Regions from separate parts of the Homo sapiens genome. Here region 1 is linked to region 2. Evidence: chromatin loops called from intact Hi-C (ENCODE). Cell type or tissue: endothelial cell of umbilical vein. All regions are shown on one strand. Each heading gives the region's core, and the rest is flanking DNA. Links, peaks and the distances in the headings are about the cores only.

Region 1 (17,031 bases), core at 5,201-13,200, 54 kb after region 2:
CTCCCTGAGCCTGCCCCAACATAGAGAATCTGAACATATTCATGCTGCATGTTAATTTGTGAATGTTTCTCTTGTCAAAGTCTGATAAGATTGTTATTGCTTTGGGTGGCATTTCATTCTAAGCACAGTGAAATCTCTTGTACTTGTCACTAGGGTTAGAATGAAAATTTTACATGGGCAGAGAGACAGTGGAAGGATGATGGTTACAGAGGGAGAGTCATTGCAGGGAACTGTCATTTAAATTAAGTTTTAAAGCTAAACAGCTTCATGATTTTGGTTTTTGAAGGCAGGGATTTTAAAAAATTAATCATCGATAGTAGAAGTTAAGTTATTTTTGGTGTGCCAGAAAGTAATCAGTATTCCGAGTGATGTCAGTTACTGAAAACCCAACTTAATAGCAAGATTTCACCAAATCACATGATGATAGCAAAATAGTGATTTTACTATGCTTGAGAGCCCATGAAGTCATTGCCTTGCCAATCACCCCATCACAAAAAGAGGACTGATTTATGGAATGCCATGGGGCAGGAGGACTCTCCTAGCCCCTTAAAAGAGACTGCCTGCAATTACCTCACCTGCCAGCTTTCCAGCAAGATAAATGGAAGCACTGTAGCTTGAAGGTGCCTTGGGTAGAATGAGATGCAGTAAGGTCTCTCTGTTCTTTACAGGCATCATAGATCTGATAGTACTTATAAAAGAAGAATAGAGTTGGTGCCCTGCTGACTAAATTGTCCTCTAGAGGAGTATTAGTTACAGAGCTTCTTTGTTAACTAGGCTGAATACTTAAACCACTGTTGAACTTCTTTTATTAGCATGTTTTAAGATAGCTCTACATACAGATACCCTAACAATCTGCAGGGCGGGAATATTTCTGTATAATTTACATATAAAAGTCGCGTGAGTGTGTAACAGTAATATAATAATTATATCTTTTTATTACTCTTCTGTTACACTGAGGTCTAGTCAGCACTGAAATTCTGATGACACATGAACACGAAGAAAGCCACTGTTTTTATATTTTTCTCTTGATACTTCCTTGATCAGCTTGTTGAATAACAGAAATGTTTTTGATGCCTTTGCAACCTGAGTAAAGCCCTCTTAATGCCCATCCGTGTCACTTTTTAAACCATAATATGGAATTTTAAGGGAGAATGGGGATGAAACTTGTAGGCTGTGCAGAGAATTACAAGAACTTCAAAGTAAAATTTCAGATTTTATGATGAGAGATTTGCATAAAATTATTTAACTACAATAGATGATTTTTCAAAAATTAAATCTGATTTGTCCTTTCTACGTTTAACTTCATATATAGTATGGGATTTTATATCTTGTTATCTACCAGGTTTTTTTTTCTTTAGAGAAACATGAAAAGCCTATTTCCTGCCTGATGGCTGTTCTCTGACTGCCGCTTGTTTATTGGTCATTGCCGTGTGGTGGGTACTGTCAGGGCCTGGATATGGAGGCTATCACCCATCCTGGGTTTTTATGATCCCTTCAAAAAGAGTAAGATTATATGGAGTTGTCACTCAGTATTTTTCAGGGGGATGTAGTAACGGAGTAAGTTCCTGTTCCTGTTAAAGCTTGTACCAGTCATGATGTATGGTAAAGTTATGGTGCATTTCAGCTGAGGCCTGTCCTAATTCCTGTTTTTCCCCCAAGGAATAGGCAAAGGCAGTAGGGATGGTGTGAGTACACGTGGTTCTTTAAATCAGGGGTCAGCAAGCTTTTTCCGTTAAGGGCCAGAGAGTAAATATTTTCAACTTTGCAGCCCCTGTGGTCTCTGTCAAGACTTCTGTTGTTGAGTCCAGTAATCAAGTTAAATATAAAGTTTCACCAGCTGAATATGTACAAAACCATGCATCTCACGTGCCCTTACATTTCTGCTAATCATAAGGATTAGCATAAATGTTTATATACCTTTGAATTCTAACAATCGGATTGAATTTACTTAATTTTATTTTGGATTTTTTCTGGAACTGCATCTCACCGTGTCACCTAGGCTGGAGTGCAGTGGCTGCTCACAGGTACACTTGTAGCTCACTGTAGCCTTGAACTCCTGGGCTCAAGCACTCCTCCTGCCTCAGCTTCCCGAGTAGCTGGGACCACAGGCTGTGCCATCACTCCAGGCTTCTGTTTTGGAGATTTGATGAACTTTTTCTAGGGGTGCTGTTTGCAGTCTGCTCTGTTGCTGTTCTGTTGTTTCCCATAAGCACAGTCATTGGACATTGAAGATTTTGTGGAATGAAGACGTTTTCTGTTTTACTTAGAAAGATATTCTTCTTAGCAGAAGACATTTTGTTTTTCTATAGCATTTCTCTTTTTGATTAGGTTCTGTCAGGTATACTTTAGAATATGATTTTTAAAGAGAAGTTAATTATATGCTATAACAGATGCTTACCAGATAAACTAAACTATCCAGGGTACTAGGATCCTAATCCTGAGTTTGCTTTGTGACGTTTCAGGAAACCCTGAAGAGCTATAACCAGCTCTGATTTCCCTTGCTTTTTTTTGTACTTTCTGGTCTAGGTTTACTCTTAGAATCTTAGCATTTTCCTCTGCCAGATTCTAAAGCCCTATTCTCAGAAGTCCCAGTTGCAAGCAGTGAGGTAAAATTTAACATTGATAAAATTTAGAGGGTGGAGATCTATTAGGATTGAATATGCTTTGTAAACAGTAGCATAACCAGATATTTCTGACTCCATTCTATAGTATGTAGTCTTCAGTTATCAGGACAAGTATCTTTTATGCTGTAACTCAGCCTTGAGAACTCGTTGGCACATTGCTCGGTCAGTGATCTGGGAGTCCAGTCATTGCAACGGGGATGCACTGAGCACCTGCTGATGGGGGCCTCCATGGGAGCCATGGGGGGCACACCAGTGATGCAGGCTGAAGTAAAGGCTTTGTCTGCGTCCTCTTCTGCTGAGGGAGCAGAAGACAGTTTCTTCTTCCTCCTCTCTCATCTTCCCCTTTTCGTCTTTAGCACCTACAGTCTGTCCTCAGTAACGTAACCTTCAACAGTAACTTGGACTCTCTGAGCTTCCATTGTTTTGTATCTGTATCAATGGGGTTTTTAATCACTGCCTCAGAGAGTATGGTGATAAAATATAGATGGCATTGACGGTGAAAAACTGGTATTAAAAAGTAAGATATAACATTAGGACCCATTTCTGCCAACATAACTTCAAAGACATTTATTTTCACAATATCATATATAAATACACACATTATTATTTTCTTTTAATGGCACTTTATTGTAAGAATTTCTCGGCCAGGCACAGTGGCTCATGCCAGTAATCCCAGCACTTTGGGAGGCTGCGGCAGGCAGATTGCCTGAGGTCAGGAGTTCGAGACCAGCCTGGCCAACATGGTGAAACCCCGTCTCTATTAAAAATACAAAAATTAGCCAGGTGTGGTGGCAGGTGCCTGTAATCCCAGCTACTAGGGAGGCTGAGGCAGGAGAATCGCTTGAACCCAGGATGCAGAGCTTGCAGTGAGCCAAGATCGCGCCATTACACTCCAGCCTGGGCGACAAGAGTGAGACTTCATCACCTCCCCCCCAAAAAAAAAAAAACTTTCTCATCACAAAGTTTGGTCAAAATTGTGACTGCTATTACATTACAATATCCTAGTTTGAAATTCACGTAGTCCACCAGTGTCAAATTCTGAAAAAAAGGACTCAAAGCCTGTAGTTTTTTACTTTATGAAGTAATCATTTAAGAACCAGCATTCCATTCCTATGGTAAGTCACCAGGCAGAGTGCTGTCTGTGTTGTGTGGCATTTTGAACAGGTCTAATGGACTCGGTGCTGACAGCTGAAGGGCAAACTGTATGGGGATGGTTTTATCAAAGAGAAGTACAACTTTACTCATTTTTTAGGAGAGAGGCAAGATCTTATTGGTTCAACTTACAAATGACCTCATTAAAATCTAATAAAAAGTGGCCATGCTTTTTTATTTTGGGTGTTACCCAGAAAACCTTCATCTCTGAAGGGGACGTCATTATGATTTTCAAGTCGTCTTTTGATGAGATATTCATCCAAACGTGTCACTCTATAAATACATCTTTTCCTTTCTTAGGATCTGTCTGGCTCCATTGATGACCTCCCCACGGGAACGGAAGCAACTTTGAGCTCAGCAGTCAGTGCATCCGGGTCCACGAGCAGCCAAGGGGATCAGAGCAACCCGGCGCAGTCGCCTTTCTCCCCACATGCGTCCCCTCATCTCTCCAGCATCCCGGGGGGCCCATCTCCCTCTCCTGTTGGCTCTCCTGTAGGAAGCAACCAGTCTCGATCTGGCCCAATCTCTCCTGCAAGTATCCCAGGTATTTACTTTCCTGACAATTATTATTTTACTTTGTGATAAAGAGAGATTTCATGTTCATCAACAGTAACTCACATTACTTTACTATTTAAAACCTAGTGGCCACATATTAAGAGTATAACTGAATTCTCACCAAGGCATACGAGAGTCCCAGTTCCTAAAGATATTCAACAGGTGATTATAACTACCCCTTTAATAAAATGACCAATTACTTTGATAATTTCAATTTGCATATTTACCTTAACTTATGCCAGAAACAGGGTATTATTTATCCTCTTAGCATATGTTTTGTAATGATTCTGTTACATCAGAGCTTCTGTTGATGAGTGCCACTAAAGTGAGATTGTTGATGAGGATTGGCCTTATTTTTTTGTGGTTCTATTCAATACTTGCCACAGCATTTATTTTCTAAAACATTTCTACAGTCTATACTTATCAGTGTCTGATCACATGCAGGCACTGGTCAAGGTGGAGCATGGTCGAGGCGTTCTTACTGATACAAACTCGTGCCTTCTCTTGGACACAAGGAGCCCATGTTCTGGTTAACTCTGTGTTCATTTATTTCACTTGTCATGCATCGCCTCTATCTTCTCCCTTTATTATGTTCTCGAGGTTATTTATTTGGTTATTTATTTGTCAGTTACTTCATCCTCATCCAGCTTTCTTATATCAGACTTCATCCATTCAAGTCTACCGTACAACTAGCTTTCCTTTATCACCAAACCAGATAATTCATTCTATCCTTCCAAAATCATGGGCGTTAGTTTTGGTGCTTTTTAACGTTTCACCTCTTTTATATTAAAAAAAAAAAGTGTATTGTGGAATGTTTAGAATATTACACATATATATCTCTAAATAAAAGAACATACATAGCACACTAATTATGAAACATCAACTATCAAATAAACATTCATGAATTCACCATCCGGTTTAAGAATTAGAGTATCATAATGCCATTGTATCTACCTGTATATTTCTTCCTTATCCCAAGCTCTATACCTCTTCCTCACTTCAAATATCCTTTTAATCTTTTTTAAAATATTGTTCTTTTGGTTTTTGGGTTTTTTTCTAAGAATTTTATTACAAACATTCATAGAGTATATATTGTTTTATTAAGTTCTTAGCTTTATGGAAATGTATTATATTTGGAATGACTATAATTTATCATCCAATATGAGACACTTTTGTGCATGCAAAGGGCTACTATTAACAATTACAGTAGGATAGCGGCATAAGCCAGAAGGTCTTGGGCAGGTCAGATAATATGGTCAACCCACTTGTAGTGTAGGCTAAAATTTGCTTTTTTTAACTAAACGTTACATTTCTAAGATTCATCTGTAATTTGATATAGGTATACGCTCAGTGCATTTTGATTAAAGCATTTCGATGTTATCTTTCTTTCAAAGATATATGTTTGTCCTCATAGTGTTTGTAATAACCTGGACTTATCTGCTGCTTTTAACTTTTTAATGCTATGAATACTCTGTAGTCTAGAGTTTTTAAGACAGTTTTTGGTGTTGAGATGGTTTGTGAGATGTCACCTACCTAAATGTTGGAAAGTTATATGTAAAATATTGCGTTACTCAAAGAGCTTACTCTTTCATTCTAAATTGAGTCAAAAGGACTTTTTCTAAAAACCTAAATGAAAACTTTCTTGAGGTATAAAGATATAATGCTTTTAAATTTTAAATTCCTGACATGAGTAGTTAACCATCTGAAGACTTTCCACATGTCTGTCCTTCCAAATGGGGATTTCTAAACTTGTATATTCATTGTTTGGATTTGATGCAATACAGAAGATAAAACCCAACAGAAAAGCTCACTTCGGGCATGTGATCCTGGGTATCAGGTGTTACATTATATAGTATTTTACAGAGGAAGTAGCTCAGCAAATTTAACTGGCCTCAGAGTCTGTGGTTCAGTTGGTTTGCACAGGGTAAAAGCTGGTGAGTGGGTTATACACCATCACAAAGGATGCCCATTCTTCGCAGTGACTGCAGATGCGTGCGGACGGAGAGCACAAGGATCTCACTATCATTTCTCCCTGCTAACTCCTAGAAAGCTTTCCACTTTCTTGGACACGTTATTTAAAGTGTATAGTTTGTTTTTTAAACTTGTGTCAGAAACACTTACCACCATATTGCTTCACTGTACTATTCCAAGTCAGCTCCTCTGTAGCCGACCTCTATATGGTGCTTGGTAAAGCTATTCAATGAAATTTAGTACCGGGAGGAAATTAGGCAGCAAAAGCTCCACCTTTTTTTTGGTGGCATATTCTTCAAGTAAATTCTTAACTGTCTTTGCTAAATGCAAAGCTACATGGGGTTAGATTATATAAATATGACAAATAGAACATTTCTTAGTATATTCGCCATGGAGTAACCTCTTAAAAAATCTGATAAACAATTTTGGCATTTATTCACCTTTCTCCCAAGTGGAATTACAAACATTTGAACTTGATGGACTTTCATAATTATCTGATACTAGCCATATAACCTTGAAGAAGCTTCTAAGCCTCTCTGTGCCTCAGTTTCTGCATCTGTAAAGATGATAACCCCACCTTATAGGGGAAATGCAAAGATTAAATGTGTCACTGCACGTGAGACAGGTACATGCGGAGCACTCAGTGCTTGTTGATTCTTACGATGTTACGTTCACCATTATGGATATTATTCAAACTGAGACTGTCTGTGACAATTACTGTTCAGAGTTGTACAGTTGATTTAGGCAGCAAGTCTTCTGGTTCTTAATCCAGTGGTGTTTTTGTGCAATTCAGAAGACATGTATGTTGTTCCCAGTAATGACTTGGTGTGTTTGCTGAGGTAGTTCGGTAGGACTGCTAGAGCTAGCCATGAAAGCATAATATATTTTCACAGAGTTGAGCTCAGTTTTCTTCTAGAAAAAAAAAAAAAGTCCACGTTCCTCTTGGAGTTTGAGCCTGAGAAGGTTAAGAGGAAGACCGGAAAACGAGAGAGAATGACTGTACCCCAGAGATTAACAGAATTTCTACTGTTGTCTCTACACATGAAAATTTTAGCTGAACACTTAGCCCCTGCTTCTCTCAGATCATAGGCAAACATTTATGCTAGACCGCCTGCCTGCCACACAGAAAAGTTAACAATAGATGCAGTATAAAATCCTGGATTATTTTCCCTCTTTTTGCCTGTGTGGAGGCCACATCAGCTAACTGTGAGCAGCACTTCCTGCCCAGTGGTCACTGCCAGGGCTGCTGTAAACACTTCAACAGGTGCTCATTGCACAGGGTCTGAGTGGTGAATGGGAGTTGACATCTACCTGCCCTCTTGTGGGAAGGGGCACCATTTTCTCATTCATACAGAGGAGCCAGGTTACCCTCAGTAACCTTGTCCTAGACCTTGGGGGAGTAGTCCATGGCTTGAGTCCAGGTATTACCCATTTCTCTTTGTTCCCACAGCTAAGCCGAGGGCCACTCAAATGTCAGTTTTTGATAACAGTTCATCCAACATTTTATATGCAGCTATTTTAATGGAATTTACTCAAAGCTCATGACAGGTTTTTGTTGGGGAAAAAAAATGATTGTCTTCTATTTCCATTTCCCTCCACCTAGGCACCCTGTCCTTTCGAAGTTTTTAAATCATTTCCCTAAGATTCATATCCTTATTCTCTGAGAAGTATTAAATATATTAAGTTATCCAGCGTGCATTATGTTATATATTTGTGTGATCTTGGTCATAGGTAATAAAACCACATTTTGGAGATGATCATAAAGTTGGTCTTTGCTTTTTGTTTTATATTTACTTTCACCTAAATGCAAATACACCTTCCTTTAGAGAATAATGAGGCCCATCTCCCTCCTCCTTTTCCCATCTCTAATCCTTATATTTAAATGGTGTGTATCTATACATCAGATCCCAAGTTCATATGCAGTCCACCTTCATTTGGTTCTGAGTCTGCCAGTGAACCATACATGCCATGTAGAGACGACATGCTCTCCCAGGCGTGATACTCAAACTGTCGAGCTATCTGTTAGGAATTTCCCTTTATTTTTCTATATGTAGTCTTTTGTTTTCTTTCTGTCCCCTTCCTTCCTCTTACTCCCAGCACCAACTTGTGTTTGGCCTCTCTTCTCTCCTGTTGCTTCCTGCCATATCTCATCACCTCCTCTCCATGTCTCACAGACTGGCTCTTTCAATCATTGTCTCTCCAACAAGTCATTGTAAAATGTGCAGCTGTTATGTAGCTGATAGCTGGGATGAAGTAAAGCCAAATGTTGCAGGGGATTCTTCCTGATGTTGCTTTCCTAGGATTTGTTGAAAAAAAACAATCATTTTTCTCCATCTCTACCCTGGTAAATGTAATTGACAGCTAATGAGAAGTATCACAGAGGTAGATAAACGAAGCCCAGTAAAGCATCCCAAATGGCTGATTCTGTTTCTTGCCTGTTAAACTGTTCCTCCACCCACTGCAGATTTGCCCTCCTATCTTGCTGCATCACAAACATTGTGAGTGTCATGGGAACCACTACTGTGATACACTGGTACAACACTGCCCCGCCACATCCCTAACTCAGCTGGGCTTTTCCTCCTGCATTCTTTGGAGAAGCAGAATGGAGATTTTTTATGTTAGGTAGCCACATGGATTCTCTCCCTTTGTTTGCACATTCCTGGGCTCCAGCTTTGCAGCTCTCTATAGTTAGAAGGTAAAGAATTCAGGCCTGCTTGTTGACTCTAAACAAGCATTTGAGAACAGAAACACAAACGCTGTACTCTCCCTCCAGTGCCATCACAAATTTTCTTGTTTTTTACCTATTCTCTCTCCTCTTCATACTGATGTATTTATATTTAGAGACAGAAATGAAATAGCTCCATCTTTGTAATTGGCAGTGTGTATTCATATACTATACATTTAAATTAAGTAGATGTAATGTCAGGTACAGTTAATTCTGAAATGTGTGATATTAGACATGATGCTGATATTCTAGTAAATGATCCCATCACGTTGCACTTACACTGCTTCTTGGGTTATATCCTAGCGTTTTTCACTTTGGCGTTAGGAGGGCTGCTGGGTTTTGGATGTGTATTGAACAGGTCTTGGGTCTTACGCTGGGCCTGATTGCCCCTAATGCATGGTGGAAGCTGACTCAGCACGGCATCTGAATGCACCGCTGTTGCCAGAAGATTCTGCGGATGTTAATTTCACTTGTCTTGCCTCCAGAGCCAGCCATTCCAGTTTACTAACAAAGCAAAAATGTAAATAAGCCAAACTTAAAAATTTTTTATTTTATTGGCCAGAGGCTTTTGTCAGCTTTTCCTCCATGTGCTGTAAGCAGCGGCAGTGTTTAAATATTGAGAGGAGGGAGCTCACCGTGGGGGTGAGGAATGGACAGGCAGGTGTTAACTGTTCATAGCCTGGCTACTTTTGTTTATAAAACTAAGCTCATCTGTTTTATTAATGAAGATCTAAGGATAGTAACTGAAAATTCCTGAATAGATTTTTCCGCATTCTTTTTTAGGCATTAGGCATTTGGTATTTGTACTAAGTCCAGTGTAAGTAGAGTTAACTCACTTTGATCTGGCAGCAGAAGGCCACTGATTATAATAGATTAGGGTCAAAAACACAAAATTAGGTCTTCACGCTAGCACATAATGAGTAGCTGTTTGTTTCATGGCTATTGTTCTTCTTGCTTGGTATTAGGTAAGACTAATCAAAGGCAACATCATCTTAGCTATCATAGACAGAAACAAAATAGAGTTGCATCAAATATGAAAGTAGAACCCTTTTTCTTTTCACATTTCGTGCTTCGCTGTTTGAGGCGCTCACCTGCCACCTGGCCTCTCGGCAGACTACCTGCTGGCTGGCTGGGCATGAGGGATGGGTCAGGGTGCCTTCAGAGCTGAGACTGTGAAGCCGGGAGGCACAGGTCAGGAGGAATCTCACTCACATTCCAGGAGCCACCTTCACTGCTCCCATCTTTTTCTACTGATACCTCCCCTCCCCTTCTCCCTCTCCAGCCAGCTGCGCTTCACCCTACTCCAGTGATCACCTCTGCACGTGTGCCTCCTGCCTGGGGTAGCCGCCTCCCGCCTGGGGTAGCCTCTTCCAGGAGCCCCTCCACAGTGCACAGCATGTGGCACCTGCTAATGTGAACTCATACCCAGTGAATAACTTCAGTCTCTGTCCTTTGAAAAGGATCACAGGTGTGACGAGCCTGAAGAAATCGCTTGGTCAGAGCTCGTCCTCCTACGCCACAAAGCACCAATTCCTTTATAGTGGAGCCTAATTCTCTGCAGCTTTATCATGGCCATTCCTAGAGGGCGAGAGATGCATCCAGCATACCAACCAGCCATAATGAATCTGTGCCCCTCAGGAAAATCTCAGACAAAAAGCATGAGTTCTAGAAAGGGTGGCACGTATTGGATTAAATATGGAAAAGAACTGTTTGGCAGCACTGGGGTGTATTTAGAGCTCTTCTGTGTGAGTGCTCACCCAGTCCCACCCTTCAGCAAGTGAGAGCTAAGTAGATTTCTCTACCAGCCGATATAGCTGCAGATACAAACAAGAAGATATTCTGGTCAAAAAACTAATTTTCTTGCTTAATTTGACATTCAAACAAGCAGAATCTGGAAGGATGCTATAATGGGAAAGAGAAAGATGAATCTCAGTTAGGAGTTAGTCATAGTCCAGAGTGAACAGGAAGGATTCCAGTGAGAGGAAATGATAGCTCCTGGTCTAATTTGTCAAGATTAGTACCTATCAGATGAACAATGGAGGATGCAAACCAATGTCTCTCTTTCATTTAACCCATTTCTCCTGGAGTTTTAGGTCTCTTAGGGCTCAAGCCCATCCTAAGTAAATAAACTTTCTACTTTTTAATTTGGCCTTAATAAAACTCAGGGTAAAAAGCATGAGTTTATTTCTATATGTAAATGGTTCTTAGCCAGTGTCGTTTCGTGATGACATTAGCAGTAGACCCTCTAAAATGGCATTTCTTGTACTGACAGAAATTTTTTATTTGAAAGTCTGCATAATCATCTTACCTAATAATCTTATTTTTAAATATCTATCGAATGTTCCTTTTTGGCTTCACTGGAGGTGGAAATCCTGCAACAGCTTGTTGCAAGGAAGATGCATGCTGCTTATTGGCAAGCCGAGGAGGAAAAAAAAAATTAACACAAAATGCCATTGATATATCCATGTTTTTAATCTGTGGCAGCACAGAAAACCAATTCAGCAGTTCTACAAACCAAAGAGAACTTAAGCCAGTATTTTTTTCCCTGACAAAGTAAAATATTTGGATGTTATACAAAACTATTTCCATTCCCTTCCAAATGCTGCTTAGCAATAGTTAAGAAAGCAAATTGTATATTTTGTCTTTTTGAGAGACGGGGTTGCATCTCTGTATGGCTTAGTTATTGGTAGCGTGATGTAGAACCTCCCACTTTAAGATAACAGCTTTAAAATTCAGGCCAAGATCCTGGTTATGGAAACTCAGCAAGTCCATGGGTCATGAATATTCTCAGCGCTGTTTCTAGAGGACAGATTCCCCATTGCTGTCTGGTGGCCAAGGCCTTTGCGTTTGAAGAACTGCCTCAGTGTTCTGAGCTACTCTTCTCCTTCAGAGGTCACTCCACACCCCAAGTCAGGTATTCTGATGGGTGGGGAATGAGTATTCTTTTCTTCAAAAGCACAAATCTTTTCAATCTTTCATTCCAGCAAACTTCAAATTAAGCCTTTTCTCCTCTTCTTTCTCCCACATTTAGAAATAAGAAAACAATAGAAATTTATCAAAATACAAATTCCCACTTGGTTTTGCTCCTCTCTTAATTAAAAAAAGTTGGGCAACTCAGTTTAAATTATCCTGTCAATTTCCGTTCCCTTTCTCTATTCTTCTGTGTATGAAAATACAAGAAAGCCTGTGTCACCAAGGCAATATTATGTGCCTTTTTCTTGCTCTGCAATCTCAGCAGTGACTCATGTGTTTTCATGGTGGGTCTAATGGTCCACTCCCACTTCTCCATTATTTTTTTGCATTGTTCTCTGGAGAAGCACTTCAGACACCTCGTTCTGTTTGTTTTCACTCTTGAGCTGAGTAGGCTGTCCCTGCTCTGAACCTCTGCTCAGCTGAGTGTCACTGCGTCTGGATTCTGCGTGTGCTGCCTCTGTGGAAATGCTGTTGGCATTGACCCGCTGCCTTCTCCCTTCGCTGAGAATGAAGATTCAGAATGGAGGGGTACAAAAGCTTTTATGAACTAATTTTAGCCTAGAAGTAAAAAGTTTCAAAAATCACTTGAGTACATTTTGGAAAATGGTGGGTAAATGAATAGTACTTAGAGTCAAGATGCTCCTAAAGTTGATTTCACAAACTTCTGGTATATCACCATGTTTCCTAAAAGAGAATAAGTAACAATTGTGGAAGGAACAAAACCATTTTATAGAGAGTGTTAGGTTTATTTCCCAGTCTTCTGATAACCCTGGAGCCAGGATTATTATGATGTGTTGATTGATTATAGCCGTTAAGACTCTTACTAATCAGTTTCATCACTTATTCTCAATTCACACACTTGCATCTTTGATTTCTCTTCCATAACAGGGTGATATGGGTTGTCATTGACTAATGAAGAACAGAATTGGTTTCGGCATGAGACAAACGGAATGCCTTCACTAATCCTAAAATGCATTAATCTTTCATAATCCACATCTGCATGTTTATAAATGATATAACTAGGAATTGTTAATGTTGATATTCTCCCTTCCAAACAGAAAGTGACATGGGAGTTTGTACTTGCAAACTGCATTAAATACATAAAGCTGAATGCCAAGAGTGTGACCTTGCTGAGGATGCCAAATATATTACTTCATTTGATGGTTTTAGAAAAGTAGCATGTTGCACTTTGAGTGTTGGATATACCAGGAGATATCCTGTGGAAAGCCAACTATCCTAATTGTTCCGTTTCCTTCCTGCCTTATTTTATCATTCTATTCTGTCATTAATTCAGCAAAGCACTGAGTGTGTATTATGCTGCAGGCGTAGTAAGTGGGGTAAAGGCGCTGAACATAAACTGCAAAGGGTCCTGTCCTCGTGAAACTTAAAGTCTAGTGGGAAAGACAGGAAATACATAAATAACTACATACTTTATTGTCAGGTAGTCAAGGAAAAAAATCAGGTTACTTCTTTAGATAGCAGTGGCTAGTTAGGGCAGGTGTCTCTCTTAGAAGCTGATATTTGAACAAGAGAAGTGAAAGAAGGGCAGGGGCAAGCCATGTGAGCATCTGGGAAAGGAGATCCAGGCAGAGAACGGAGCAAACTCAAAGGCCCTGAGTTAGTATTGTGCTTAGTGTGTTGGGCGGCGAACACCAGGAAATCAGTGTAGCCACAGCATAGTGGTCACGGGCAATGGAGCAGAATGTGTGGGCAGTTAGGTGAGAGAGGAGCTAACGACTTTGTAGGTTATGATTATGATTTAGGAGGTTTTTTTATTACTTCTTTTTGAGAAGGAGTCTCACTCTGTCTTCCAGGCTAGAGTACAGTGGCACGATCTCCACTCACTACAACCTCTACCTCCCAGGTTCAAGCAATTCTCCTACCTCAGCCTCCCGAGTAGCTGGGACTATAGGCACATGTCACCACGCTTGGCTAATTTTTATATTTTTAGTAGAGATGGGGTTTCGCCATGTTGGCCAGGCTGGTCTCGAACTCCTGACCTCTCGAAATCTGCCCATGTTGGCCTCCCAAAGTGCTAGGATTACAGGCGTGAGCCACCGCGCCTGGCCGATTTAGGAGTTTAAGTGTGATGTGATCCCTCTGGAAGGTTGGGAAGGCAGGAAATAGCATAATCCTGTTTAGGTTTTAGGAGGCTCACTGTGGCTGCTAAGTGGACAGTATACTGTAGGGGAAGGTGGGAGCAGAGACATCGGAGGCTCCTGCAGTAACCACGCGGAGTGTTGATGGCCGCTTGGATGTGCACATAGCGGGAGTAGTGGCAGAAGGAGTTTGGCCGAAGGAATTGGTAAATGATGGTTCTGTACAGAAGACAGAGGAACACGTTTTTGAAGGGGAATCGAGAGTTTGGTTTTAAACATACTGTATTTGAGGTTCCTACTGGGCATCCTAAGGGAGGTTTTGAATAGGAGGTTGGATAAGATCTGGACTCAGGCAGTATTTTGGTGGGAAAAATGAGTGTGTGAGGCTTTAGGGTTCAGGATGAGGTCCCCTGGGCACCCAGCCTGCCTCAGCATCACTTGGAGGGCTTGTGATTCAGTAGTTGTGGGGTGGAGCCCGAGAGTTTGCATTTCCAATAATTTCTAGTTCTGCTGAAGCTGCTGGTCTGGGAAGTACTGGCCTAGGGAGTGAGTGAAGGTCAGTGCTCCTCAGCACTCGCCACACAACATGCCTGGGAAAGGACCGGTGCTGGCCCAGCCCTGGAGATGCTGAGCTAATCGGTCTGACACGGGGTATTCCGTCAGTACTTTCTTAAAGCTCTCCAGGTGGTTATTATGCACAGCCAAGGCTGAGAATCACTGAGAGAAGAATTCTGAGGAAACCCTGGGGTACCCAAAAAGGTAGAGACTGTGAAAAAGAAATGCAAGAAGAAATGTTTCTAGAATATGGAAGAGAGCACCCGTGTCCAAGACAACTTAGCACTTCCCCAGTGCTCCATGGGCGTGCCTGAGAAGGAGGCCTGTCTTCCCAGTTAGGAGCACATACATTTCTCACAGGAAAGTTGAGGGATGATTAGCTCATGTGTTAAGGGCGGCATAGTGCTGAGGTTTTTTCCCCTGATCTTTCTAGAACTAGATTTGGTTCAGTTGAAAGTAATGTCACAGAAAAAATTCTTGTGCAAAAATACTGTTGTATTCTCAAGTCCAGTTCAGTTAGCAGCAGACTTCCTCATTTCCACAATTGTTACCTGAAGTTCATTTCACATGAAATCCAAGAATCATGTTATTTTAATTCTACTTGAAAAAAGGCAAAAAAAAGTATCACATTTTAAGAGAAGCGAGCCTCAGTGGATATATTTTTGCTGCTTGTTCGTTTTTCATGTGGCCTCAGTGCCTTTTCTTAGAAGCCGACGGAGGAACTAGTTGAGAATTCCCTGTCTCTATACCACTGACCATGACTTTGCGTCAGATCTTTGTCCCTAGAGCTGCATTAAAGAATAATGTGATTTATCCTTTCTGCCTGGAACATCCATCCCACTCTTCATGCAGCCCAGCAAACTCCTCCTTACCCTTCAAGACCCCGCTAAAGGATCTTTCCCTTCACGAAGTCCTTGCTGACCCCTGCAGCCCCGGAGTTCAGCTCTCCCTCAGGGCTGCCCCAGCTGCCTGAGCCCCTGGCGGGCTGAGAGCCTCTTTCTTCTTTTTGTCCCCAGTGCCAAGAACAGTGCCTGGCAAGTAGCGCTATTCAGTAAACATGGGCCAAATTAAAGAACTCACAGTTCTCTTAGAAAAATGGGAATTCAAAAGGAGAGAGTTCTGAAATTGGTGACTTATAACCTTTCTCCTGTGGGCTTGGAGCCATCTTTCTGCCTTTGCATTTCACCCTCCATGGGATCATTCTTTTCCCCTCCCTCCTGAAAGCGACTCCACTGTGACAGATACCTTTCACAAGTGTGCTTGCCGAATATTTAGTCCAATCTGAAAGAAGTAATGGAGAGTACTTGAGGTCGTGCTCGAGAACCTTCCTCTCCACATTGCCACAGTCAGAGGCTCTGTGGCCTGCACAGCCCTCCTTGTCCCCTGGCACTCAGCATGGAGAGCTTAGCCGTGCCCAGGCTGGCACTGCCTCTGGCAGAGTTTACTCCTGAGCTGCGGGGTCCCTGAGGGTGCCCACTGCCACCCGCCTGGACCTCCCAGTTCTAGCCTCGTGCTGGAGAGGTCTGCTCTCCCCCCAGCAACCTCACAAGCCCAGCACTGTTAAAAAGGAGTCTGGTTATTGATTAATCCGGGTTTCATTGTGCAACTCTATATCTCTTGAAAAAGCACTTATTTAAACACCCAAATGTATTAATATGTCATGGTGTGAATTGTGATAGTGAAGCAAGGTAAGCAGGTGCTGGTTTCCTTCAAATATACATTGTGAAGTGTTGATTTATCCCCCTTAGATCCTGGAGATTTCACTCAGGAGCCTGGGGTTTTTTGTTTGTTTGTTTTTTAAGTTTTTCAGAATAGTAAGTGGTTTTAGCTGTCTCGTTCTTTACTTTTAAAAGTATGAGTTTTATGCCAAGGGTTTAAAAATCTTAAGTTTTATCATGAAAACAAGCTGTCATTAGTTAGTATAATCACAAATGCAATGAAATTTTAAACTCTGTAAGAAAAAGCATATTATTTTAGTACATAAATTGACACTTAATTCTATATCTAAATGGAGAATTTATAGAAACCATGCCACCTATAGTACCAGTGTTTTATCTGTTGGTCTCAACTTTATACATTCTGTGTTATTTCCCTCAAATTCCAATATTTAATTCCCAAACCCTGTATTTTTCCCTCCCTCTTCTGACATCCAGACGCAGCATAAAGATGCCCATTGATTGACCACGTGTGCCACCTTTTGGTCTGGAAAACACGGTCCCTCGTACCTACAGGGCACAGCAAGCGCTCACGTGCTATATTCTCTTTTAGGTGCAAAATGACTCCAAGGGAGTGAGCATCCGCATGTGGCACTTCTCATAGCCAACCACCCATGTTTACAGGCAGAGTTGTCACGAAGCGTTGGAACCCAGAATGAGAA
Region 2 (17,031 bases), core at 3,972-11,971:
CTGATCTAAAAATGTATTTGTTTTTAAAACACCTTTTCATTCTCACCTAATCAATAAAGTCATCTTTATTGCACCTCATTTTCTTTGATACCATAATTAAGTTTTACATGCCTCTATCTTGGGGATGGCCATAGCCTGTGTGTCCACAATATGTCTTCTACATAGTGACTTTGTAACAACTTTCAGCTTCCTTTTCTAACTTCAATGGCAGGGTGGGACTGGGAGAGGGATTTAAGTATGATCAAATAGTACCTTAGCCACAATTTTTATCTTTTAGTACTTCCGTTGATTTATCCAGGTATTTTTTAAATGTAAGATTTTCCTTTTTATGAAATGTCAAAATTAGGAAAAGAGTTTATTTATTACATTTTTGGAGAATCTAAACTTACCAAGCTGTAGCATAAGACATTGGCTTCATAAACTGTGTGTGTATGTGTGTGTGTGTGTAAATGGTTGGGTAAATTGGGAAGTATTGCTTAAATAAAATGGCATTGAATTATGACCAAATTATATCACATAATGCAAGATAAATATTTAGAATATGACTAAACATTATCTCACTTTTTGTAAAGTTTATTAACTACCACTTACTTAGTGCTCATATGTTTTTTAACAGTCCCTCACTGCCTGGACACCCATCATTTTTATTTTCCTTCATCAAACTTTCTAGAATTTAGGAATAAGTATAGAAAGTGTTAAGAAGAAATAGTTATTAATTTGAATTATACAGAAAAATCAATCATGTAGAAATAATAATGTAATGAATAAGTATTAGTGTTTTCTAATTTAATAAGATACAGTTTACATAAAGATCTAAAGGGAAAGCATTGCTTTTATTGAAAGTACTACCTGTTTTCAAAATGTTTGATACATACACATGTGTTGCATTGGAAAGGCCAAATGAAATAATGAATAGATAACTATATTTTGGTCTATATTGTTCATGATCTCATAGCCATGTTTTTTGATAAACGCTGGAAGTATGGAAATGATGAACTTTGATACATGTGATTTCCTTAGGTATAGTGTTCTTAATGCCCCCAAATCTACAAATAATGTCATCATGTAACTGACAGGGTTACACTATTCCACTGTCTCAAGAAAATTATTTATGGAAAAGGTATGGTACTGTGACCACATAAGCCTTCTGAGTGCCGCTATTCTTCTGTAGAATTTGGGCCTGTCAGTCTCCTTTACAATCATGCCCTGTAGCATAGGCAGATATTCTTACCATCCACTGTGTTGTGGTCAGCCAACCTAAATTGGAAAGCTCAAAATTACTTTTTAAAATTGTTTGGAAGGATTGCGAACTGTATGTATTTTTATAAAATATTTACTGTAGTCTAACTGGAGTTATTTATTGGTATGATTCAAGTCTAGAAGTCATTACCTCTTAACTCAGGATGGATAGAAAAGATCTATCTTTGAGCAACATACATACTCATTTTATTGCCATCAGTTTATAAGAACTAATCCTTTTTAAGGAATTTAAGGTCTACTCTTGGCTAGAGAGACAAATGCATCAAATGCATATATATGTATTCAATATAGCAAAATTGGTTTTTGGTTTGATTTTTAGTAACAGTCATGTGTAATGCATGCAAGCATGTATCACCAACCACACATATGACTTCTACTTATATAGTTATATTAGGTAGAGCATATTTTAAACCTTGTTATATCCCCACCTGTGTCATAATGAGCTGTGTCAAATTTGGGTTCATACACATGTATTTATATTTTTATTGTTTTGTTATAGTCTTTAGCGCATTCATTCATATACATTTATTCAACAAATATTTAGTGAGCTCCTACTCTGTGTCTGGCACTCTTCCAGGTAAGAGACATGCAACAGTGAATGAGCTAGCCTGCTCTTGTGAAGTTGACATTTCAGTAAAGGGAGAAAGGTGATACACAAATGAATAAACAAGAAAATCTCAGGTGATTATACAAAAGAAGGAGAGGGATTCTCTTGAGGAGTGATTGGTACGACAGGACTGGCCATGGGATGATCTGGTAGCACAGTAATTCAGGAGGAGGGAGCAGCCAGTGCAAAGGCCCTCAGGTGAACAGTGGCCATTTGGAGGAACAGAAGGCAAGCCAGTGCAGCGGGAACATTGTGAAGAGCAGCGGGTGGCAGGACCGAGGACCTGCAAGGCAGGCGGGAGCCACGTGGTTTAGCTTCTTGTGGACCATGGTAAGCAGCTCGGCTTAATTTTACGGTCTTGGAAGACTTCGAAGGTTTTAAGGAGGGAGTGGAGATGAAAGAAGCAATTGGCTGCGTGGATGCTTTCAGAACTTCCTTTAGTGTCATGGTGTTCTTGCCTGGAACTCTGCCTGTAAATCCATGGCACCTAGAGTTCCTTTATTTAAAGTTGTACAGTGCATCAGTTAGTTTTTGCAGTAGTGCTCAGAACAGCCACCATTTATGTAGCTCATGATTCTACAGTTTGACGATTTGGGCTGGGCTCAGCTGGGTGGTTCTGGTTTGTACTGGGCTTGTTCCTTCTACTTCAGTCAGCTACTGACCTGCTAAGTGGCTCTGCTTCTCGGGCTCTTGGCTTGACTGGCTCTTGGCTAAGGCGATGTGGTAACAGGACCATGTGTTATCATCAAGCTAGTCTGGGCTTGTTCATGTGGTGGTTGGTTGTGTTTCAAGAGAATGATTAGAAGAATTGCCTCTTGAGTCCTAGACTTGGAAGTGGCACAGCATGATTGCTGCTGCAGCAGTCTCTTGACCCAGGTAAATCATAAATCCAGTCCAGATTGAGGGGTAGAGAATTAGACTCCACCTTGGGTGGAAGAGGCTATAACACCACATTGCATAGTAGTGGCTGGTTTCGCACACTTCAAGGTCTCTCTGTCTCTGAGTGATACCAAGAGTTCAAGATTGGTTCATACCAGGTGTCCTCATTGCTTTGTAAATCCTCTGTGGAGGTATCCTCACTGAGTTAGAGAACATAATTGGAAATAAGGGTGTGACCACAGTGCTGACTGACTTTGTTTTAAATTTAACAGCCTTGAATAGAAAGACACACCAGCATCCTAGTGGAGGAGATCATGTGAGCATATCACTTGCGGTGAAAAGTGTAATTATGTTAACATCACACCGCCTTGAAATTGTGTCTTAGAGTACTAAGTTTATCAAATGCTTTTTGATTGCATAGATGTATTTTTCATTGTTACCAATATTTATTGGGTCCCTGTATAGAGACAAGGTTTTAGTTCATTTCCAATACATTCAGAGGACGGCCGCTGTACTCAGCAGCACGAGGCTACCGTGCGTGTTCTTTCCACTGCTGGCTAACGGTGCACTGAGCGATTTCAGCAAGCCATGTCCTTCAGCCGTCATGTGGTCTGTCATGCTAATGAGGAGAACGAGGAGAATTAATAAGTAAAAGAGGAATGCTGGCAGTGGCTTATGGTTGGTTTTTTTTTTTCTTAAGAGTTCTATGTTTTTAATGGATTAAAATCCCAAAAAGTTAATAAAATAATAATAAAGAAAAACACGGAACAACTTCTTTGTTTGATAAAATTAAAACTTTGCAACCCATATGCTTCTCCTGCAGTTTAAATTGTCATAAATCCTGGAACATGGTTTTGGAGAGCAGTTTATTTATTAGTGTCTACTTTTCCTTAATGTAGGTAAAAGTATGATTAATGGAATAGGTTGTAGTTGGTGTATTGGACTTGTTGGCCCAATCAAGGGAGATACAGCAAACATTGTAAGGAGAGTATTTTTATCCCCTGGACACCAATGTAGGCAAAAATTATTCTTTCCAAGAGCATCTAAATTCTTGGTAATACCCTTGCAGATAAATATTATTGTGACTGGAAATTTAATCAATTTCTTGTTGATTGTTACTAGCCTCCTCTCCTCACCTTTATTCCCCTTTGGGCAGAACAGCTCACTTGTGTAATTTTGCCTTTCCCATCCTTGCCTGGAATTGGAGGCAAAATCTATATCATTTTAATGTTTAATTATGGTAAAGGTATGATATCTATAATCACTGGAAAAAATAAAGGAATATTCTTCATCACAGTTATTCAAATGGAAAATTAAAATGGAGTCACCCCCTCCTCTTGTTATTTCACAATAAATTACAGTTTGATCAAATATTTAAATGTAAAAAAGTCAAATATATTAAAAGAAAACAAATGAAATTTTTTTTTTTTTTGAGATGGTGCCTCACTCTGTTGCCCAGGCTGGATGGAGTGCAATGGTGCGATCTCACGGCAACCTCCGCCTCCCTGGTTCTAGCTGTTCTCCTGCCTCAGCCTCAGCCTCCCAAGTAGCTGGGACTACCGGCATGCGCCACCACGCTCAGCTAATTTTTGTGTCTTTAGTAGAGACAGGGTTTCACCATGTTGGCCAGGCTGGTCTCGAACTCCTGACCTCAGGTGATCCTCCTGCCTCGGCCTGCCAAAGTGCCGGGATTACAGGTGTGAGCCACCACGCCCGGCCCAAAATGAATATTTTTTAAAATGCTGCAGTGAGGAAGACATTTTCCAGCATGGCACAAACTCTAGAAGCTTGGGGAAAACAAATGGATACATTCAAATATTTAAAATGTCAAATTTTTTGTTTTTAATTTCTTTACATTAACACAGTTATGAGCATTTTCCCGTGTTACAAACTATCTCTTAAAACCTGAATTTTTCATGATTATTAATGCTCTATCATGTGAATATACCATACTTTAACCATCTCCCATATTTGTACGTTTTTTTCTAATATGTTATTTTAAATAATGTGGTACACATGCTTAATATATAAATGGTAGATCACAAATTATAACTTGAAGATAGCTCTTTCTAGCGGCTTGATTGCTGGATAAATGGGCATGAGTATGTTTGAGGATATTGATATGTAATGGAAGATTGTTTTCTGGGCGGGTCATTCTTAGCTACAGGCCCACCATAGATGTTGAGAAACCTAGGTGTACACATAAACCTGGACCACTATATTTTTAATTTTTGCTACCTTGAAAGATAAGATGTTTATTCACATTTCCATGATTATTAATTGACATGGAACAATGGGTAATGTTATTATTGACTTATTTTGTTAACTAATTACTTTTAATTGAACAAGAAGCACATGTAGTTGGTGGGAAAAGTTCTTAGATTGATGTGTTTCTTCCATTTCTTTCCAAAAATATTCTAAGTACATCAAGTATATGACTCACCCCCACCTTTTTTAAAAAAAACTGATGGTAGCTTACTGTGCACACCCTTTCCATTCTTTTTACTTAATAGAGTATCCTGGAAATCTTTTCTTGTCTGCACACATAGATTTACCTCTGTCTTTGTAACAGAAGCATAGTCTTCTATGTTCGACTATACAGTAATTTACTGTAAACTCCCTTGGCAATGAAAATTTGGTTATATTCACTTTTCACTGTTACAAACAACTCCAGTAAACATCGTTTTAAATATTTATTTTTATACTTTAGGATCAGTGGAATTGTTGGGGTTAATACTTGCGTAATCATATACATGTGCATTTTGATTGATACTGCCAATTGTATTTTATTCCAGTATATATTTTCATCAGCAGTGCAAGGCTGTGATTTGAATAATTACCCAAACCTGTGTATATGTTGTAATTATTACAAGGTTTAATCTTTAGTACAATATGACTTTATTTGTATTCCTTTAATTATGAGTATCGTTCATTATACATTGTTATAAATGAGCATTATTTCTCACTTTAGTTCCTCTTTTTGTGACAGTGTGATACTGATTTTAGAACTATTTAAAAAAATAAATTGCAGCATAGTTTTGGCATTGCTTTATTTTGACGATAATGCTGCTAGAATTAGTATACTCTGTTTTCAATGAGTGCTTTACATTGTGAACATAAAAAGGACGTTGAAAGTGAAAGAGAAAGGAAAGTACGGCCAGTTTTACTTCCAAATTCAGGAATTCTTGTTTTCCCAATTTTCTTACTGGAATGATTGGAAATTAAGGTGATTTGTGTTATTTTTGGTGGAGGTGGGCCGTAGGGTAATTGGGAAAGAGATGTCAATTGAAGGTTTTTGTGCTTTAGGAGAGTGAGGACTGTAAATGGCTTAGCTGCTGCTGAACTTTACAGACTGAACTTTCACAGAGCTCTTAGAGGTTCTCTACAAATGGAATCCTTTTAGGCACTTGTGTTATAAAATGTTGATTGTAACATTTGAAATAAGTGTGAGTTAATGGAAAGGGCCTTGTCTTTGCCTTTAGGAAGTTTCTACTTTGTTATCCTAAACCTGCCCCTTCACACCTCTGTACTTCAGGAACCCTTGAAAAGTTCTCTCTCCCATTGAAGTGAAACATGGGTCTCATCAGAGTATTCAAATTTGTCTCTGTATTTGTTACAGTGTCTGTGTGGAGGAGGAGAACGTTGGCTATTATGTCCTAATTTTACATTTGATTAAACCTGTGACTTTTTTTTTCTTACTGCTAATTTTTAAGTCTCCCCACATCAAAGTTAAAAAGAAAAATAACACAATGAATAATCTTATCTTTTCATTTATGAATTAGAATTTATTTTTGACTGTATAATGGATACTTAAATACATTTCACTTAGATATTTATACCTAAGCTAAACTCATTTTCTTATGACATTAGGCACAAAACATTGCATTTAATAAATATCTGCACAGTATTTATTATGAATGAGTGATGGTCTTTTTGAGATTAGAGCAGATAAATGCAGATTATAGGCAAAGAATTAGTATTTTAGCATCAATGCTGTGTCTTCCCAGTACAGTATCCAGTCTTTCCATTGAGAATTTCCCAAATTTTTCAGTTGTATATTCTTGTTTTAATCGGATTAACACAGATCTACTTCTAATTTATGTATAAGAATGATGGGTGGTTTTGTCTTATGAAATATAGTTATTGACTTTTCTGTTATTGTTGTTCAAATTTATGACAAAAGGAACAAAAAAGCTTAGCTGATTTCGGCCGGTAAGTTTAATGACTACTACCTGGAAATTAAGTGTGAAAGTTGAAATACTCCTTTGCTCCCACTAGAGGGGGATTCCTTCCAACTTAGGTAAAAATGCTCTTAGACTCAGCGTGAAAACCTTGTGTGACATTGATATTCCCTTTGTATTAAATTGAGGATAACCTCATGTTTTTAAAATCAGCTGATTTTCTGTAGTTGCTGATATTAAAATCTTACAGAAATAGAGGATGTAAAGGATACTTGAACTAGGGTACATATATATGTAAACAATAGTGCTTTTGAACAAAACATAAATACTTTTGTAGAGTTGCTGTAATTAAATTCGTTTAAAGGTATATTAAGAGTTTCAAAACAATTCCCCCAGCCCTCCTGGAGATAGAATCTGGGGTGAAGGGTGCCCTGGTGGGATCTGACTCCCTCCTCCCACCCACAAGGTCTGTCACTGTCTCTGTCTGCTGAAATAGCCACAGGGAGAGTTCTAAATTTCACACGAAAGCTTTGATTTGCTCTCACCTCAAGTTGTCAAATATATTAAAGCCTTATCTTTAAATAGAGCTCTATTTGCTATTGAATTTTCTTGTTACATTGACTTTTTATAATATGATAAAATATGCAGAACTCACTGAAGATTTTTTCTTGCAAAGTTAAACTGTAATATATTTTAAAAATAATTCTATTTGTGTTAAAAATAGCACATCAAGGGTGAGGTATGCAGATATGATCTATATGTGTAATTCACAAGCAAATGTCATACGATGTTCACAGTATTTAAGATTCAGCATATTTCCTGTTCGCGTTTTTCCTTTAAAGTCTCCAATGTTGATTAGAGGTTTTAATTTAAAAAATAGTTGAGGTTAGTAACCTAGCATTGTGAAAGTCAGGGCTTGGGAAATTCAAACATGTAATCTTTTTTCCTTTTCTTAAATGAAAAGTCTATAATAAGGCCTTGTTTCTAAATCTAACAGCCTTGGAAATTAAAATGTAAACAGAAATGCTGTCAGTGAAACTTACAATGATTTTTTCTACTATAATTGATCCAACATTTCAGTCTTTAGCCTAAAATCATATTTGGTATCAGCAACATATGGTTTTCTATGAAAACGAGGCTGCTCATCTCCATCCCTAATGGTAGTATCTTTCTTTTGCTTTCCGCACCAGGCTCTGCCAGTGCCAGGGGGTGGTCAGTGAGCCTGGCTTTCAGTGAAGCAGTTGGAGAAGACAATTTGCTTCCTTGTTTCTTCTTTTGACCCTTTTAACTTTCATACTGGATGAAAGTCTTATTGTCATGGCCTTCCTTTCTATATTTTCTGTCCACAAGGGAAGAATACAATTTTGTTTTATAGCAGGATACATTAGATAGGCCTATGTGCCTTCTACTTAAACACCTGCCACACATGCCTAGTTTTAAAAGGTTTAAAACTGACAGTGAAGCCTGTTACAGTCTGATATTGCCCACCCACCCCGTCTTCCTCTTTAAAAATACTCAGATGTGTTCTGTTGCCTTCTTTCCTTGTTCTTTTCCATCGTGTATTGGTACTTTGCAATAGTCAAAGTTAAAAGCTTTACACACGACACTGAATAATTATGTTTAAAAAACAGTAATTATCAATACACGTTTTGTTCCTCGCAGCTTTTTAAAATTCATGTTAATGAGCTCTGTCTTCTATGCATGAGACTGACAGGCAGTCTTGAAGTTTTGCCATCATTTCACAACTTGTTGCTTAGACACTGCCTGCCTTTTCCAGAGTATTGCTTTCAGGAACTCTTGCTCTGCAACATTCCAGAGATCCAGCGCTGCCCACTCTGATCTGAGCAGGACAAGAATCTACTGGTAGCACACATGCATAGTGAGATTGCTCTACAAAGGGCAGCTTCCCCTCACTGTCTGTCAGTAAAAGACCAAAAGGCATATGCAACATGTTGTGATTTAGGTGAGAAGGATGATTCTACTCACTCCCTGGATTGTTTTTGAGGAACTTCAACCACTACGTCCACATGATGGCAGATGGATTCATTTGATAGGAGCTCCCGCCGTCTTATAGAACTGAAACCCAGACGGTGACTGGGATTTCAGCCCAGCTCTTGAAGATACTCACAGATCTCTCTTTCTTGACAACTGACATAAATGGAATGCCAGTTTTCTCAGAACTCTCAATTCTAGGCCATGCCTGTGTCTGGTTTCTGTGGCTAGACTCAAAGAGGTTTTTGATAGTGCCTAAATTATGTTTTTCCTTATGATTTCAGGTTGAAGTCTTGGCCTCGGAGGATGCAGCCTTTGGACTCAAGGTGTGTAGTCTGGTGTAGTTCATTGTGGAGGTTTTTGTCAGTTCCTCCTAGGTGGATTTGAAGGTTCAACAGAGGGGACTTATTTTTTTTTTAATCATAATCAAAACACTGAGGTTTAAAAATCTTCACAAGTTTAAGATTTCTCTTATTGTGATTAAGATTAGACTGTGGTAGTATTTTCATTACCTTCTTTGTTGTGTAGAAAGAAACAATACAGGAAAACAAGAGTTTCGTTTAGCAGTAATTGACTTTTAAATTTCAATTCGGCATAGCACAAGATTTGCTTAAATTTTGCCCCAGTTTGGGGCTACTGAAATGTAAGATGTTATCAGAGTGCTGTATTTAGTTCATAGCTCCAGTGTTATTCATTGATTTATTAAACGTCCCCGCTTCAGACAGAACCCCTACCGTCCAGTTACAACCGGATTGAAAACCCAGCTCCTTCCCGTGAGGACCTCATGACCAGCTGACAGATCTAAGCCTATAAGCAGATAAATCATCCCACAGGGTAGCTGTATCCATGCAAGAAACATGCCAGAGGCTGCGAGTCGGGTGGAGTGGAGAATGGGAAGGCTTTCTAGGAGGTGGATCCCTGGGCTGAGTTTTGAGGGCTTAGGTTATACTGAGGCAAGAAAGGAGGGCAGGAGAAATGAGAGCTATTTTCGGGTAGAACAGCCACCATGAAAAATATCTGAGGAAGCTAAAAGTAGTTAAGTTTCTGTCTGTGTGGCAAGATCTGAGACTGGAGAGGTTAAAGATAACTTTCTCCTATAAAAAATGGTAAGCTATTAAAAGATTTTAAGCCAGGTAGTGGTCAGATTTGCAATTTAGACAGATGACTTTGGCCACTTTTTGGAGGACGGATTAACCAGAGACCAGTCAAAAGCAGTTGAATAGACCCAGTAAAAGTGAACACAGGCCTGAGCTGGCATAGTAGAAGCAGTGTCAGAGGGCAGAGGACTGGCAACCGCAGTGTGCAGGGTCTGGTGCCTGCTGGGGTATGCAGAGTAGGAAAAGAGGAGCTCAAGATGAGTCCAGGGACAATATGGTGTCACCCTGAGATAGAGAACACAAGAGGAAGAATTACAGATTTTTAAAAATTATAATCTTCCAGACCTGAATTGTCGATCAAATTACTTGCCTTTTGTACATATTTCCTGATAATTTTTAAATTTGTTAAATTTTGAGTAAATTGGGAGGCATTTGCCTTTTGTACATATTTGGTGATAATTTTTAAATTTGTTAAATTTTGAGTAAATTAGGAGACACTTATTAGAGAACTCTGATTTCATTTTCATATAGAGGTGTAGAAGTATAGGGTAGGTGCCATCAGTTACTTCGGAAGTCAGTTTGGGAGGATAGGAAGGTTGGTAGAAACTATTACAGAACACCAGGTATTGGTGATGACCCTCACGTGACTCCTCCATGTGCTACATCTTTGGCTTGAAACCAAGTTGGATTATTTATATATACATATATATATTTTACCATTTTTTTATCCTATATGCTTGACATTTCAAAAGCACAGTCTACCAGTTGTACAGTAATGACAGGTAAGATGACACTGTAATGCTACCAAAAGCAAAGTTTCTGAGGTTACAAATGTAGCACAATTTTACATTCATAAATATATGAAGAAAATTAAATTAATACTTTATAAATACTTGATACAACTCAAGTTTATAACCCTAATAAATTTTTTATGTTTCTGTATCTGCCAAAAATTACTAAAAGAAATTATTCTAAATAGAACCTAATTCAGTATTATTTACAGTATTTAACATATGGTTGTCTTGTGAATTTTTCATTTTTTATTTAATGCCCAGCATACATGTGGAATATTCATTGCATTTTTAATAGACCTGTAGGGTCAGTTCTTAGGAGCTCATTTTCATAATCCTTCATACTTACTGAGTATGCAGCAACGTTATAGAAGATTAGTGTAGCCAGCAGCTCTCATAGTCTGCCCTGCTGTGTGAAGCTTCCGTGTTTGTTCTGTGGCCAACCTAACAGGTTCCTTTTGTAGCCTTAACTTTTTTTTTTTTGAGACTGGGTCTCACTCTGTTGCCCAGGCTGGAGTGCAGCGGCGCGATCATGGCTCATTGCAGCCTCAACGTCCCAGGCTCAAGCGATGCTCCCGCCAGCCATGTGCCACCATGCCTGGCTAATTTTTTATAAAAATGCAGGTCTAACTATGTTGCCCAGGCTGGTCTTGAACTCCTCGCCTCAAGTGATCCCTGGTCTTGGCCTCCCAAAGAGTAGTGTTGGCATTACAGGCGTTAGCCACTGCTCCTGACCTCATAGCCTTAAATTTAATAAGTTGAAACAACAGTGAAAATTTTTTTCAACAATCCAGTGACTTTCACAGTAATAGATGCTTTTAGCTTTTGCTGATCTATACTGAAGTGTTTATACATATAATTAAAAATGGGAAATTTGACATTTCTTTTTTTTTTTTTTTTTTTGAGACGGAGTCTCGCTCTGTCGCCCAGGCCGGACTGCGGACTGCAGTGGCGCAATCTCGGCTCACTGCAAGCTCCGCTTCCCGGGTTCACGCCATTCTCCTGCCTCAGCCTCCCGAGTAGCTGGGACTACAGGCGCCCGCCACCGCGCCCGGCTAATTTTTTGTATTTTTAGTAGAGACGGGGTTTCACCTTGTTACCCAGGATGGGACATTTCTTTTTACTGCTTCATTATCTGGAAGTCGGCAAGTATATTTTTGAATTCCAAAAGCTACCTACCTTCCTTCCTTCCTTCCTTCCTTCCTTCTTTCCTTCCTTCCTTCCTTCCTTCCTTCCTTCCTTCCTTCCTTCCTTCCTTCTTTCTTTCCTTTCTTTCCTTCCTTTCTTTCTTTCCCTCCCTCCCTCCCTTCCTTCCTTCCTACCTTCCTACCTACCTACCTTCCTTCCTTCCTTCCTTCTTTCTTTCTCTTTCTTTCTTTTTCTCTCTTTCTCTCTTTCTTTCTCTCTCTTTCTCTCTCTTTCTCTCTCTTTCTCTTTCTTTTCTCTTCCTTCCTTCCTTCCTTCCTTCCTTCCTTCCTTCTTTCTTTTCTTTCTTTCTTTCTTTTTTCTGTCTTCTTTTTTTTTCTTTCCAAGACGGAGTCTCGCTTTGTCGCCAGGCTAGAGTTCAGTGGTGCGATTTCAGCTCACTGCAACCTCTGCCTTCCAGGTTCAAGCAATTCTCCTGCCTCAGCCTCCTGAGTAGCTGGGACTACAGGCGCGTGCCACTAATTTTTGAATTCTTAGTAGAGACGGGGTTTCACCATGTTGGCCAGGATGGTCTCGATCTCTTGACCTTGTGATCTGCCCGCCTCGGCCTCCCAAAGTGCTGGGATTACAGGCGCAAGCCACTGTGCTCGGCCAGAATTACCTTATTTCATAAAGGTCTAGGTATTCAGCGTTAGGTTTTTAAACGCATTCACAATTGGTGTTTCTTCCTGTTTTTGTAAGCACTGGGAAAGGTAACTCAAGTGTCTAAGTCACTGTGGTAACACATGGCACCCTCTTGGCAAATGCACAGAACATTTCTGAGCCTGCTGGAGTGTGTGTCCTGTGTATGTCGCCGCTCCTTTTAGTGATGATCTTTAATGATCCTTTATCTTTCTGTACTTTTTTTCCTACTAATTCTTTATACTTGTATGCTTTGCCTTCTCTTAAGCGAAATTAAATTTACAAGCTTAATATTGACTTAGCACAAATTTGTCAGTCTTACTGGAAAATGAGTTAAATACACTGGGACCCAGAAATGAAAACAACTTATTTTTGTATGTACATGTGGCGAAACTACAACCCAGGGAAACAAGTGTGCAGTCTCGCAAAACTATCATGACTAGCAAGGTTGATCTGAGAGTAACTTTTTACTCTAGTCAAATGGCAAATATCTATGTTCTACTTCTTACATCTTAATTTTGCACAAATAGAGATTCATTGTTTTGTTAGGCTTATCTCATTTAAAGGTAACTTAGAATTTGAAATGCTGAAGCTGTTTCACAGTATAGTAGACAATAAGCACTTCCGCTGTTTTCCCGTGGTTTTAGTTTTTTCCTCTGAATTTAAGTAACTTTTATTTTCTTGAGTTTGTTTCTATACAGGTCTAATTAAGATAATTATTTTTAAATTATATCTACTTATAAACAAGAATTTGAGGTGAATAGAAGAGGTGCTTCAAAATAAAAAATGGGTGAATATATGCCTTTGTTAGTAAAGTTCTGAAACTGTAGACCACTATTCTTATTTTCAGCTTTGATCATGATTTGAATATATTATAAAGTTTATAATTCTATAGAAAAATAAATCAGAAGTCCCAGCAGCCACCAACATGGGTTGGTTCTTTTTATAGGATAACCGTGCCTTGTATATCATTAATGAACTAACTAAAGCTGCTGTTGATAATGGGATGATAAATCAGCTAAACATTTATATGTGTACATATGTGATTACATTACTAAACATAGGGAAAAGACTGAAACATTGACTTGTTGTTTATGGATTCTACATATAGTAGTATAGAAAATTATAGTAAGGGGTGTAAACAAGAAAGGGGTATGTAATTAGCCCTGGGTCATTAAAAAACATGTAAACATAACTTAATAAACTTCTTAATAAATTTCTTAAGAAATCTTACTAATCTAATAAGTTACTTCAAAATTTCATGACTGTGAATGTTCTTCATCTTCTGATTAGGTGGCTAAGTCCAGAATTAGAAAAAAGCACGTTTTTATTTAATCCACTCTCATATGAGACGTGGACACTGTTGTTATCCCCAGTGTTAGGTAAGGAAACAGGAACTCAGAGTCTAGAACTTGCTCAAGTTCACGCAACCAATCAGTAACAGAACTGGGATTTGCACCAGCAGTGTCAGCCCCAGCACCTTCTCTGTTTTCTGAATGTCCTGATCACTGATGGAACTGATAGGGTGTACCCTGTACCCGCCTCTCAGTCTTTACTCCCCATCTTCTTAGCCACCATCACCACTGCCCCACTCAACTCCTCTTACTAAGGTCCCCAACGACACACCCAGATCTAGCAGAGCAGTTCACTACTTGCCCTGTGCCTGCCTCCTTGCGCATTTGACCTAATGGACTTCTTCCTTGGCACACTCTCTTCCTGTGGCTTCCTCAGCAGCGTTTTGTTGATTCACCTCCTACAGGTCTGGCCTCGATTTCTCAGACTCGTCTTCCTCTTCACAGACAGGCAGTAATGTGTTCGATTCTCCTCTCTGCTACATAAGCCGCTAATACCCCACGTTACACCTTCCCCTCCTCCTCCAGGGTGTATTCTTAAATATCCTGCCGAATGAATGAATATGCATAAAGCCATGACAAAGATGAAAACATGTATCTCTTGTTCAATACAGTGTATTTCCTGGGGTAAATTCTTAGGGCTTGCCTATTTGACAATAACGTAATTTGATTCTCAAAATAATTTTTAAAGACTTTTCCCTTTGAAAGATGGAGGGACAGAAATATGTATTACCAGTGTATTCATTTGCTATACCTGTCTTCCGGGCTAAATGGACATCAGAATTCCACAAAATCAAAAATATTTTGATAGGGTGTTTTGGCTGACATGTTCTTTGGGAAGAAAACTCTGAATTTTATGACTCTTTTTATAATATTTGATATAAACTATTAAAAATACATGTGGAGAGGTCAGTTTAAAATGAATTACAAGGATAATCAAGGGGAAGCATATTGTATTACTCTAAAAAAGAATGAGAAAAAGAAAAATGATGCAATTTATGCTATCATTGGGTCCCACAAGATCACAGGAGCCCTCCACTCCTTTTTTTTTTTTTTTTTGAGACAGAGTCTCACTGTGTCACCCAGGCTGGAGTACAGTGGCGTGATCTCCACTCACTGCAGCCTCCACTTCCCAGGTTCAAGTGATTCTCCTGCCTCAGCCTCCCAAGTAGCTGGGAATACAGACCTGTGCCACAACGCCCAGCTAAGTTTTTTGTATTTTTAGTAGAGATGGGTTTTTACCATGTTGGCCAGGCTGGTCTCAAACTCCTGACCTCAAGTGATCTGCCCGCCTCAGCCTCCCAAAGTGCTGGGATTACAGGCATGAGCCACCGCACAAAGGCTACACTTAACTTTAATCCTCTTTGGTGATAATTTTTAATATTTGTTTTAGGCACCTAAAATTTATTACTATAAAAGAGAAAGGTCTAAGCTAAAGTATCTGAACATAAGATGTTAAAGTAAATCCTACACTTGTATTACTTTTTACCTGTATTTTGGTTGATTAGATATCTTAGAGAAAAATAACATCAGCGTTCAAACTGGTCTTCCAACCCCCAACTAACAGAGTCCCTTAAATATCCCATGCCCTTTGCTGCCCTTAGCTTCCCTCCAGCCTAGTCTCCACCTTGCCTTTCCCCTGAAATGCTTACCCTTCCTCTTGCTGCATTTCAAAATCCTGCTTTCCCTCCAGGCTCCATTCTAACCTCTCTCTTCTATGATTTGTCTCGGCATGGGCGCCTTCTGAGCACCATCCTCAGAGCTCAACAGTTCTCACTGCCTTTAGGACTCATTTGGAATTTCTCATCTGCCAACTTGTTTTGGTGTTCTTTTGTATTTGGGAGACAGCGTGATATGGCCTAGCCCAATTCTATTACGTGGCATTTTCCCCCATAATATGGTAAGCTTAGAGAATCCATTTTTTTCATCTTTTTATATCCATATTGACTTTCACATGGTAAACAGTGCATAAGTACTGATGATTAAGAGTTTTACTGATAGTGTTAACAATTGTCACTGCTAAGAGCATAAAATGTGTGATATTAACATATCACTACTGTGTTCTTCTGTATTCTGGGATTTCCTTGCCGATTCTCCTGTTATCTGGGCTAATATGTGAGCTTGGCATTTCCTATTTAAGCTCTGTAATGCCCACCTTAAGGAAGATATATTCATTGTTAATGTTTGTTGAAGCTATTGAGTGGGTATGGCTGGCATCAAAAACTAGTTGGTTCCTTTTAACCTGGCTTATCTTAAATATGTTCATTAATCAGGTTCTGCAGTTGTATTCATTCATATCACTCTACTTCTTTCCACTGCTTTCCATTCAAACAAATATCTATGGGATATACGTGTTATTTGTCAAGTACCAGGGATGCAGTGGTAAGAATAATAAGTCCTTGCTTCCACGGATCTTACATTCTGGACACAACATTTGGAATGATCTTATGTCAGAGAAAAATCCAAGAAGAGATGCAAAGTTTGGATATAATTGTATGCTTTTCTGTTGTTTAATTGTCTTAATTGAATCTATTTATTGTATTCTACAAAATGGAATGGATTCCAGTTTGACCTAAGGAAATTATAAATAACAAAAGGATTAGTCACCCGTAAATATAATTTCAAATAGAATAAAAGTGGAAAATTTTATTTTATCTTTTTAAAATAAGGTATTTTCAACTGTGGAAAATGTGTAGCCTGAGGATCATATTTGGCAGTGACTTAAATTTGAGCTGCTTTCTGTCTTTTGACATCTGATCATTATGAAAGTATCTGTATTTCACTTCCCTCATATAAAAACAAAATGATGCAGTCGTTAACTATAGGATTTATCATACTGGCTAAGGAGGAAACAGAAAAAAATACAATGGCAACCCATGTCTGAATGGGCCTCCTGGCTCAAGAACCAAATAATGACCTTTGGGAAAAAGCGGGAGGTTCACTTGTAGCTTCCTTTTCTGATCCATCTAACTTAGAGGGCTCCAGTTTGAATTGTGTTAAAAGTCCATTTGTTTTTAGTCATTTCTGACTCTGTATCTTTTGTTA

Evidence for each region. A loop is a pair of places that touch in the nucleus more often than their neighbours do. Peaks named below come from ENCODE experiments on the same cell type or tissue, not always from the same donor. Only the 100,000 strongest peaks of a DNase experiment are listed, where the experiment ranks them.
Region 1: it touches region 2 in a loop (2.7-fold over the local background); 6 of 110 quality-filtered maps call a loop at or near these places.

Annotation. Positions count from the first base shown.
Region 1 is chr6:157,080,586-157,097,616 of GRCh38, forward strand. It overlaps ARID1B (AT-rich interaction domain 1B), which reads left to right. Exons shown (of 20, transcript NM_001374828.1): 5 at 4,077-4,320. Among named protein-coding and RNA genes, the nearest start is that of TMEM242, 230 kb to the right of the region's middle. RefSeq lists an enhancer at 476-977. In endothelial cell of umbilical vein, for the core only: no CTCF peak of the experiment used is centred there; DNase peaks (open chromatin) are centred at 7,576, 8,476 and 12,316; H3K27ac peaks cover 4,351 bases.
Region 2 is chr6:157,027,632-157,044,662 of GRCh38, forward strand. All of the region lies in intron 4 of ARID1B (AT-rich interaction domain 1B), which reads left to right. Among named protein-coding and RNA genes, the nearest start is that of MIR4466, 260 kb to the left of the region's middle. In endothelial cell of umbilical vein, for the core only: a CTCF peak has its summit at 7,005; DNase peaks (open chromatin) are centred at 6,020 and 7,010; H3K4me3 peaks cover 401 bases; H3K27ac peaks cover 1,002 bases.